Linked DNA regions of Homo sapiens: region 1 is linked to region 2. A link is a loop called in an ENCODE intact Hi-C map of the cell type or tissue named here. Cell type or tissue: sigmoid colon. All regions are shown on one strand. Links, peaks and the distances in the headings refer to the core of each region. The heading gives the core; the rest is flanking DNA.

Region 1 (4,402 bases), core at 248-4,247, 72 kb before region 2:
CAGGAGGATCACTTGAGGCGAGGGCAACATAGTGAGACCCCATCTCTACAAAAAACTATAAAAATCAGTCAGATATAGTGCTGCATGCCTGTTGTCCCAGCTAGTTGGGAGGCTGAAGTGGGAGGATCCCTTGAGCCCAGGAGTTTGAGGCTGCAGTGAGCTGTGATGAGCACCACTGTATTCCAGCCTGGGTGACAGAGCAAGACCATGCTTCAGAAAAAAAAAAATAAATAAATAAAAACTAGAGAAAATATCATAACATGTTTATTGTCTTGATGTTTTGTATTAATTGTCAAAGAAACACTCAGGATCTCTAAATTTATCTGCTTGTGTTAAACCAATGTTTGCTCTTTGGGTGTTGGTTGTTTTGTTCAAAATATCCGTGATTAACCCTGATGAGTGTTCACCTTCCAGTGCCTTCATAGTTTTTATCTCCTTTGATAAATGAAATAAAGAAGCAACAGGTACAAAACTAATCCAAAAAAAGTATTTCCTTTACAATGTACAAGTATAATCTATATTTGGATTAAAATGTAAACATCAATAATTTATCATTTTGGTAGTAAAATAACCTTAGTGTGTTATTAGTAATTTTCAAATCTACTTAAACCCAATGCACCAGACAAAATATAGAAATAAAACGTTTAATGCAGCACTGTTTTTATTATTATTATTATTATTTTTTTGACAGAGTCTTGCTCTGTCAGTCAGGCTGGAGTGCAGTGGTGCAATCTCGGCTCACTGCAACCTCCATCTCCTGGGCTCAAGCAATTCTCCTGCCTCAGCCACCCGAGTAGCTGGGATTACAGGTGTGCGCCACCACTCCCGGCTAAATTTTGTATTTTTAGTACAGATGGTGTTTTCACCATGTTGGCCAGGCTGGTCTTGAACTCCTGACCTCAGGTAATCTACCCTCCTCGGCCTCCTAAAGTGTTGGGATTACAGGCATGAGGCACCGCGCCTGGCCAATGCAGCAGTATCTTAAAAAATCATCCTTTTATTATTTCCATCTAAGTTTTTTTTCAAATTATAAAATCTTATATTTAGGTTTTATCTATCTAATGAAAACCAAATAAAACCTGAATAAAAGCAAACTTGAACCCCTTAAAGAGGCTGTACAAAGAATTTAAGTATCAATCATGGCAGGACTAGAGTCCTTGTCATCTGGATCTCCATGGGGATGTGATCTAGTTTGAGGCCTAGAAAATCAGATCAGTTATGAGAAGGCTCTATGGAATTACTGGAACTTAGAGGAGATGGAAAAAAAAAGATACAGATTGATATGGAGGCCTCTGAGCTCCCAGGAAATCCCAAAGTCCTCATCTAAAGGTCCCAGGGCTATCATGGTGAGCTAATAAGTACAGTCATTCCTCATCCATGGGAGATGGGTTCCAGGACCCCCAGAAGACACCAAAATCCCCAGATGCTTAAGTTCCTTATATAAAATGACAAAGTATTTGCATATAACCTAGGGACATCCCCCTGTATATTTAAATGATCTCTTAATTACTTATATTAATAACACATAATACAACATAAATGCTATGTAAATAGTGGTTATACTATATTTTTTGTTGTTGTATTGTTATTCATTGTTTATTTTTAAAAATATTTTCAATCTGTGGTTGTTCAATCCATGGATGCAGAACCTGCAGATATGGAAGGCCAACTGTATTCTCTTCCAAGGTGTGCACTTTTACAGGTCAGTGCAACAGGCTTAGAATGACCTTATTACGAGAATGGTAATCAACAGTGTCAAGTGCTTGTACCACGTAATCACAAAGCTAAGCACTGGAGGGTATAGCAGAGAACAAGACAGACGTACTACCTGCTCTCACAGGGCTTACAGTCCAGCAGAGAAAACTGGCATTCATCAAACAAGTACGAGTATGATAAAAGTCTCCCAGGAGAAATTAGGAGCTTATGAGATCACATTACAGGGACTCCAGACTTGGTGAGGGAAGTGATAAGTTGTGATATTTACATTTGCTCAAGTCACTTAACCTTGTAATGCCTTAGTATCTTCATCTGTAGGATGGGGTAATAGTAGTGCTTACCTTACAGGACTCACGTAAGGATTAACAAAGCACTAACCACAGGGACAAGCACTGGATAGGTGATTGTTGTGTGTTTCTGTAACTACTGTTATGATGATGATGATGATGATGATGATGCTTATTATTACTATTACTATTGGCCTGAATAAGGAATAAAAGTTTGCCAGGCAAAAGGGAGAGAAGGGAATAGCAGGAGGAACTAGTCCAGAGAGAAAAAAAAAAATATGTGCAAAACCCTGGAGATCCAAAAGGTTGTGGTGCTTCCAGATGGACAAAATTAAGGCCTGTAAAAAAGAAATAAACTAGAGATCTCTAAAAGGGAGGATCCTTCTGGATCCTTTCCAAAAGTTTCCCCTGTCATCCTTACCATCGTAAAAGCATTTCCCCTTGACTCTGCTTTTCTTTCCACATACCATATTATGATCGTTCTTTTCTTTTTTATAATTTTCTGCATTTTCCAAATTATCCCTGTAAGCATGCATTACTTTCATAATTTAAAAAAAGAATTTTAAAAGTGATCCCTTCATTCTTTCTCTCCCCATAACAACCTAACTTCTGCCAAATTTGACTTGTATTCATTGCCCTCTTATGTCACTTCCCCCTCACTCAACAATGCATTGCCACCACTCCAGCATCATGTTTCTCAAACACAGATCTGCTCTCTCATTCCCATGCTTCAAACATTTCATGGCCTACAAAATAACACCCAAGCTCCTCAGGAAAATCACCCAAATGACCCAGAACCTACATCCAGTCTATCTTTCTCGTGTCATCTCCTACCACTCTTCTCCTTACCCACCCTTCTTCACAAGCACCCTCAGCCACACAGAACTTCTCACCAATTTCCTGAATCCAGTATATACTTTGGTGCCCCTCTACCTTAGTTCATGATAGTTTTTATGCTAAGAGTGGCTTTCCAGCCTTCTCCAGCTAACAAAATTCACTCCTCCTTCCCAACCCACTAAGTTTCAATGTCATCTCCTCTATGAACGTTTCTTCTATTCTCTCCACCTCACCCCCAAACACAAGCCCTTGTAATGACCTCTATGTTTATCTCCTGCTTATACTGAGTTCTATCAAAGTAGAAGCCATATCTACTTTACCTTTGTTGCTACATCCAGATCATATCTCAATAAATGTCTGTGTTGTTACTGTTCAAATTAAGATAATCATATAATGGTTTCTTTGAGGAAACCTCATGAGAGGTAGACTGTTTAAACTAGACATAGAAAGGATGCAAGGACAACACACCATTTCAATTATTTACTCTTTTCATGCAATGTTACATGAGTATTTACCAAGTTAGCACACAGTTACTGACTGCTTACTATTTGTGCTAGGTACACAGTTGTGAATAAGATGCTAAAGATACTAAAGAAACACACAAATAAATGCATAGTTATAAAATGCAGTAGGTGCCATATAAAGAAAGAACAGGAGACCATGAAGGATGGCAACTTTGAGGTCCTGGGGTACCAGGAAGTGCCTCTCTAAGGAAGCAACTGGAACAATGCAAAGTGAAAGTGGAGGAGGAATTAACCATGTAAAGAATGTGAGAAAGAGTGTCCCAAAAGAAGGGGAATATACTGGGAGGTCCTGAGGCAGGAAGGATCTGGGCGTGTGTAAGGAAGTGAAGGCCAGCATGCCTGGAACCCAGTGAAGAAGAGGAGTGGCGAGCCAACCTAGAACTCCTCTAAGGAGCTGGTCCTGTGAAAGAGTCTGCACTTTCTTGTAAAGGCACCAGTAAGTCACTAAGGGTTTTAGGTAGTGGGGGTGGGGCTGGGACAGTGACAGGATCAGATTAATGTTTTTCAAATATCACCATGAAATGAGCAATTGAAATTTCTTTTAGGTAGAATTACTAGTGAGATGGAAAAGTTCTCCATTTATTTGATTTTTCAGTATACTTAGTATAATAATTATTTGAACATCCATCAGTAAACATTATATTCAGTCAAATATTTGTCTCTGATCATTCTTAAAAGTTAAATTCAAACCACCTCTGTAGCTGTCTCTCTTTCTCTGAATCGTATACTTCAGGTACACAAAGTTACAATGCAGATCCTGGTTCCTAGAATGCCACATTATACATGCCATTAAATGTTTAATCAGAACTATCATTCCAAAAAGTTTAAAGCCTCTTTTCAAGAAAAAGACCGGTATCTGATGTCAATTGAAACTCAATTTTTTCATTTTTACTTCAGTTGAAAACCTGGCCTTTTCTACCTGAGCTGATGCTTTATAAATGGCAATATAAGACATGGTACAGGCTGTTATTTTTGTTTGTTTAGAAATGTCACACTCCTCTCTGTTGCGAACAAATGTGCTCAAGTTACAATTATGTC
Region 2 (4,402 bases), core at 85-4,084:
GAGCACCAACACTTATACTCTAGTTCTTCCTGGATAATCAGCTCCATTTCTTTAGAAGAGAACCCTCAAATAAGTTTGCTTTGCATTAAGAGCTTGACTGCAAGCTCTTCTATGTGGTAGGAAACTGGGATGCATTGATTGCTAAGTATATTCACCTAGAAATGATTCCCCAATTTTCAGCCACACTCTTTCCCAACTTTTGGTCCTACTTGGCTGTGGTTGAGTCATTAGCCTTTTCTGGGTTCAACTATGTGGTCGTGGTTGTCTCGTTCATTGGCTGTAGCTTCTTCCATGTACGTTCTGAGCTGGGGCTTTTTTTCTCTTCATCAATAAGAAAAAACACAAAGTAAAAATCGGCTGTAATCCCATCACACCAAGATAATTATTGTTAGATTTTAGTCTTTTTTTTCTCTTTAAAATCACCAAATGCCCTTCTCTAGTATTGTTTCTATCCATTTAACAGATTCAGCAGCACTAAAGCCCAGCATACAATTTGACAAAGTCAGAATTTCTCCATAGGACGTGGGGAAAGGCTAGGGACACTTGTGTTGATAATAATTATCTCTTGACGCTTTATATTATTATAAACCAGACAGTGATAATTATCTTTGCAGCCAAATCTGTGAATATTCATTCATTTCCTTAAATTTTCCAGAAGTTGAGACAAAGGATAAAAACACTTTCCAAAGGCTTTCCATAAATATACCAAACAGCTCTCGGGGCCAGTTTTACCAGTTTAAGCACAAGCAACAAGGTTTGATAATACGCCCCATTTTCAGCACTGATGATTATTAAGTTTTTTGGTAATTTAATGGATAAATACCTTACTGTTTCAATTTGCAGTTTTTCAACTTGTAGTAAAGTTAATTTAAAAAATAAATTAATTTTTTTATCTGGCTTGTTCTTAGCAAATAGCTCATTTTTTGTTGGGGGTGTTCATTCATTCTTTGTTTTTCCTGATTGTTTTCAACCTTTCCACTAATTATTATTATTATTTTTTTGAGAATCTAATATGCTAGGCACTGTTCCACATTTTGGAAATACAGGAGTAAATAAAACATAATCCCGACCCTCATAGAGCTTATATTTTAATGAGAAGAAAGACATAATACATAAAATGTAGTAGGTCAGATGGTGGTAAGCACTGAGAAAAAGAAAAATAAAGCAGGCAAGGATATGTTGGGAGTGGGGCCTTCTGAGGACCTATCAAGAGGGCAACATTTGAGCAGATATCTGAAGGAAGTAAGGGAATGAGCCATGTCTTTAACTGGGGTCAGAGCTTGCAGGCAGAGGGACTAGCAAGTGCAGAGACTCTGGGATGGAAGTGTGCTTGCTATGTTTAAGGAACTTCAAAGAGGCCAGAGTGGCTGGAACTGAGCAAGTAAGGAGAGTATTAGAAGGAGAGGTCTGAGAGGTGGGAGTACATATGTGGGGGGCAAATCATGTAAATACTCAGAGATAGACCCTTGTAAAATCTTTAGCTTTTACTCTGAGGAAATGGCAAATTATTGGAAGGATATGAGTGGAAGAATGACATGCTGTAACTTATTTATTTTTTTTAATCAACCAAATTCAATATCTCGATCTTGTTTTACTTGTTTTTAGTCCTGTTCAAACAAATCAACTGTACAAGGATATTTTTGAGACAACTGGGAAAATTATACACAGTCTAAGGATTAGAAGGAATTGTTAAATCTTAAATTTAAATTCTAAATTTAAATTAAAAAATTGTAAATTTATTTATATATATATTTTTATTATACTTTAAGTTCTAGGGTACATGTGCACAATATGCTGGTTTGTTACATATGTATACAAGTGCCATGTTTGTATGCTGCACCCATTAACTCGTCATTTAACATTAGGTATATCTCCTAATGCTATCCCTCCCCTCTCCCCCTACCCGACAACAGGCCCCAGTGTGTGATGTTCCCCTTCCTCTGTCCAAGTGTTCTCATTGTTCAATTCCCATCTATGAGTGAGAACATGCGGTGTTTGGTTTTTTGTCCTTGAGATAGTTTGCTGAGAATGATGGTTTCCAGCTTCATCCATGTCCCTACAAAGGACATGAACTCATCCTTTTTTATGGCTGCATAGTAATTCCATGGTGTATATGTGCCACATTTTCTTAATCCAGTCTATCATTGATGAACATTTGGGTTGGTTCCAAGTCTTTGCTATTCTGAATAGTGCCGCAATAAGCATACGTGTGCATGTGTCTTTATAGCAGCATGATTTATAATCCTTTGGGTATATACCCAGTCATGGGATGGCTGGGTCAAATGGTTTTTTTCTAGTTCTAGATCCTTAAGGAATTGCCACACTGTCTTCCATAATGGATGAACTAGTTTACGGTCCCGCCAACAGTGTAGAAGTGTTCCTATTTCTCCACATCCTCTCCAGCCCCTGTTGTTTCCTGACTTTTTAATGATCACCATTCTAACTGGTGTGAGATGGTATCTCATTGTGGTTTTGATTTGCATTTCTCTGATGGCCAGTGATGAGCATTTTTTCATGTGTCTGTTGGCTGCATAAATGTCTTCTTTTGAGAAGTGTCTGTTCATATCCTTCATCCACTTTTTGATGGGGTTGTTTTTTCTTGTAAGTTTGTTTGAGTTCTTTATAGATTCTGATTAGCCCTTTGTCAGGTGGGTAAATTGCAAAAATTTTCTCCCATTCTGTAGGTTGCCTGTTCACTCTGATGGTAGTTTCTTTGGCTGTGCAGAAGCTCTTTAGTTTAATTAGATCCCATTTGTCAATTTTGGCTTCTGTTGCCATTGCTTTTGGTGTTTTAGACATGAAGTCCTTGCCCATGCCTATGTACTGAATGGTAATGCCTAGGTTTTCTTCCAGGGTTTTTATGGTTTTAGGGCTAACATTTAAGTCTTTAATCCATCTTGAATTAATTTTTGTATAAGGTATAAGGAAGAGATCCAGTTTCAGCTTTCTACATATGGCTAGCCAGTTTTCCCAGCACCGTTTATTAAATAGGGAATCCTTTCCCCATTTCTTTTTGTCAGGTTTGTCAAAGATCAGATGGTGTAGATGTGTGGTACTATTTCTGAGGACTCTGTTCTGTTCCATTGGTCTATATATCTGTCTTGGTACCAGTACCATGCTGTTTTGGTTACTGTAGCCTTATAGTATAGTTTGAAGTCAGGTAGCGTGATGCCTCCAGCTTTGTTCTTTTGGCTTAGGATTGACTTGGCAATGCGGGCTCTTTTTTGGTTCCACATGAACTTTAAAGTAGTTTTTTCCAATTCTGTGAAGAAAGTCATTGGTAGCTTGATGGGGATGGCATTAAATCTATAAACTACCTTGGGCAGTATGGCCATTTTCATGATATCGATTCTTCTATCCATGAGCATGGAATGTTCTTCCATTTGTTTGTGTCCTCTTTTATTTGGTTGAGCAGTGGTTTGTAGTTCTCCTTGAAGAGGTCCTTCACATCCCTTGTAAGTTGGATTCTTAGGTATTTTATTCTCTTTGAAGCAGTTGTGAATGGGAGTTCACTCATGATATGGTTCTGTCTGTTATTGGTGCATAAGAATCCTTGTGATTTTTGCACATTGATTTTGTATCCTGAGACTTTGCTGAAGTTGCTTCCCAGCTTAAGGAGATTTTGGGCTGAGATGATGGGGTTTTCTAACTATACAGTCATGTCATCTGCAAACAGGGACAGTTTGACTTCCTCTTTTCCTAACTGAATACCCTTTATTTCTTTCTCCTGCCTGATTGATGGCCCTGGCCAGAACTTCCAACACTATGTTAAATAGGAGTGGTGAGAGAGGGCATCCCTGTCTTCTGCCAGTTTTCAAAGGTCATGCTTCCAGTTTTTGCCCATTCAGTATGATATTGGCTGTAGGTTTGTTATAAATAGCTCTTATTATTTTGAGATACGTCCCATCAATACCTAATTTATTGAGAGTTTTTAGCACGAAGAGCTGTTGAATTTTGTCAAAGGCCTTTTCTGCATCTATTGAGATAATCGTGGTTTTTGTAGTTGGTTCTGTTTATATGCTGGATTACATTTATTGATTTCTGTATGTTGAACCAGCCTTGCATCCCAGGGATGAAGCCCACTTGATCATGGTGGGTAAGCTTTTTGATGTGCAGCTGGATTCGGTTTGCCAGTATTTTATTGAGGATTTTTGCATCAATGTTCATCAGGGATATTGGTCTAAAATTCTCTTTTTTTGTTGTGTCTCTGCCAGGCTTTGGTATCAGGATGATGCTGGCCTCATAAAATGAGTTAGGGAGGATTCCTTCTTTTTCTATTGATTGGAATAGTTTCAGAAGGAATGGTACCGGCTCCTCCTTGTACCCCTGGTAGAATTTGGCTGTGAATCCATCTTGTCCTAGACTTTTTTTGGTTGGTAAGCTATTAATTATTGCCTCAATT

The links. Hi-C counts contacts between places; a loop is a spot of excess contacts. Peaks named below come from ENCODE experiments on the same cell type or tissue, not always from the same donor. Only the 100,000 strongest peaks of a DNase experiment are listed, where the experiment ranks them.
Region 1: it touches region 2 in a loop (9-fold over the local background); 1 of 110 quality-filtered maps calls a loop at or near these places.

Annotation. Positions count from the first base shown.
Region 1 is chr2:160,450,943-160,455,344 of GRCh38, forward strand. All of the region lies in intron 1 of RBMS1 (RNA binding motif single stranded interacting protein 1), which reads right to left. Among named protein-coding and RNA genes, the nearest start is that of RBMS1, 41 kb to the right of the region's middle. In sigmoid colon, for the core only: no CTCF peak of the experiment used is centred there; no DNase peak of the experiment used is centred there; H3K27ac peaks cover 383 bases.
Region 2 is chr2:160,523,284-160,527,685 of GRCh38, forward strand. No RefSeq gene overlaps it. Among named protein-coding and RNA genes, the nearest start is that of RBMS1, 32 kb to the left of the region's middle. In sigmoid colon, for the core only: no CTCF peak of the experiment used is centred there; no DNase peak of the experiment used is centred there.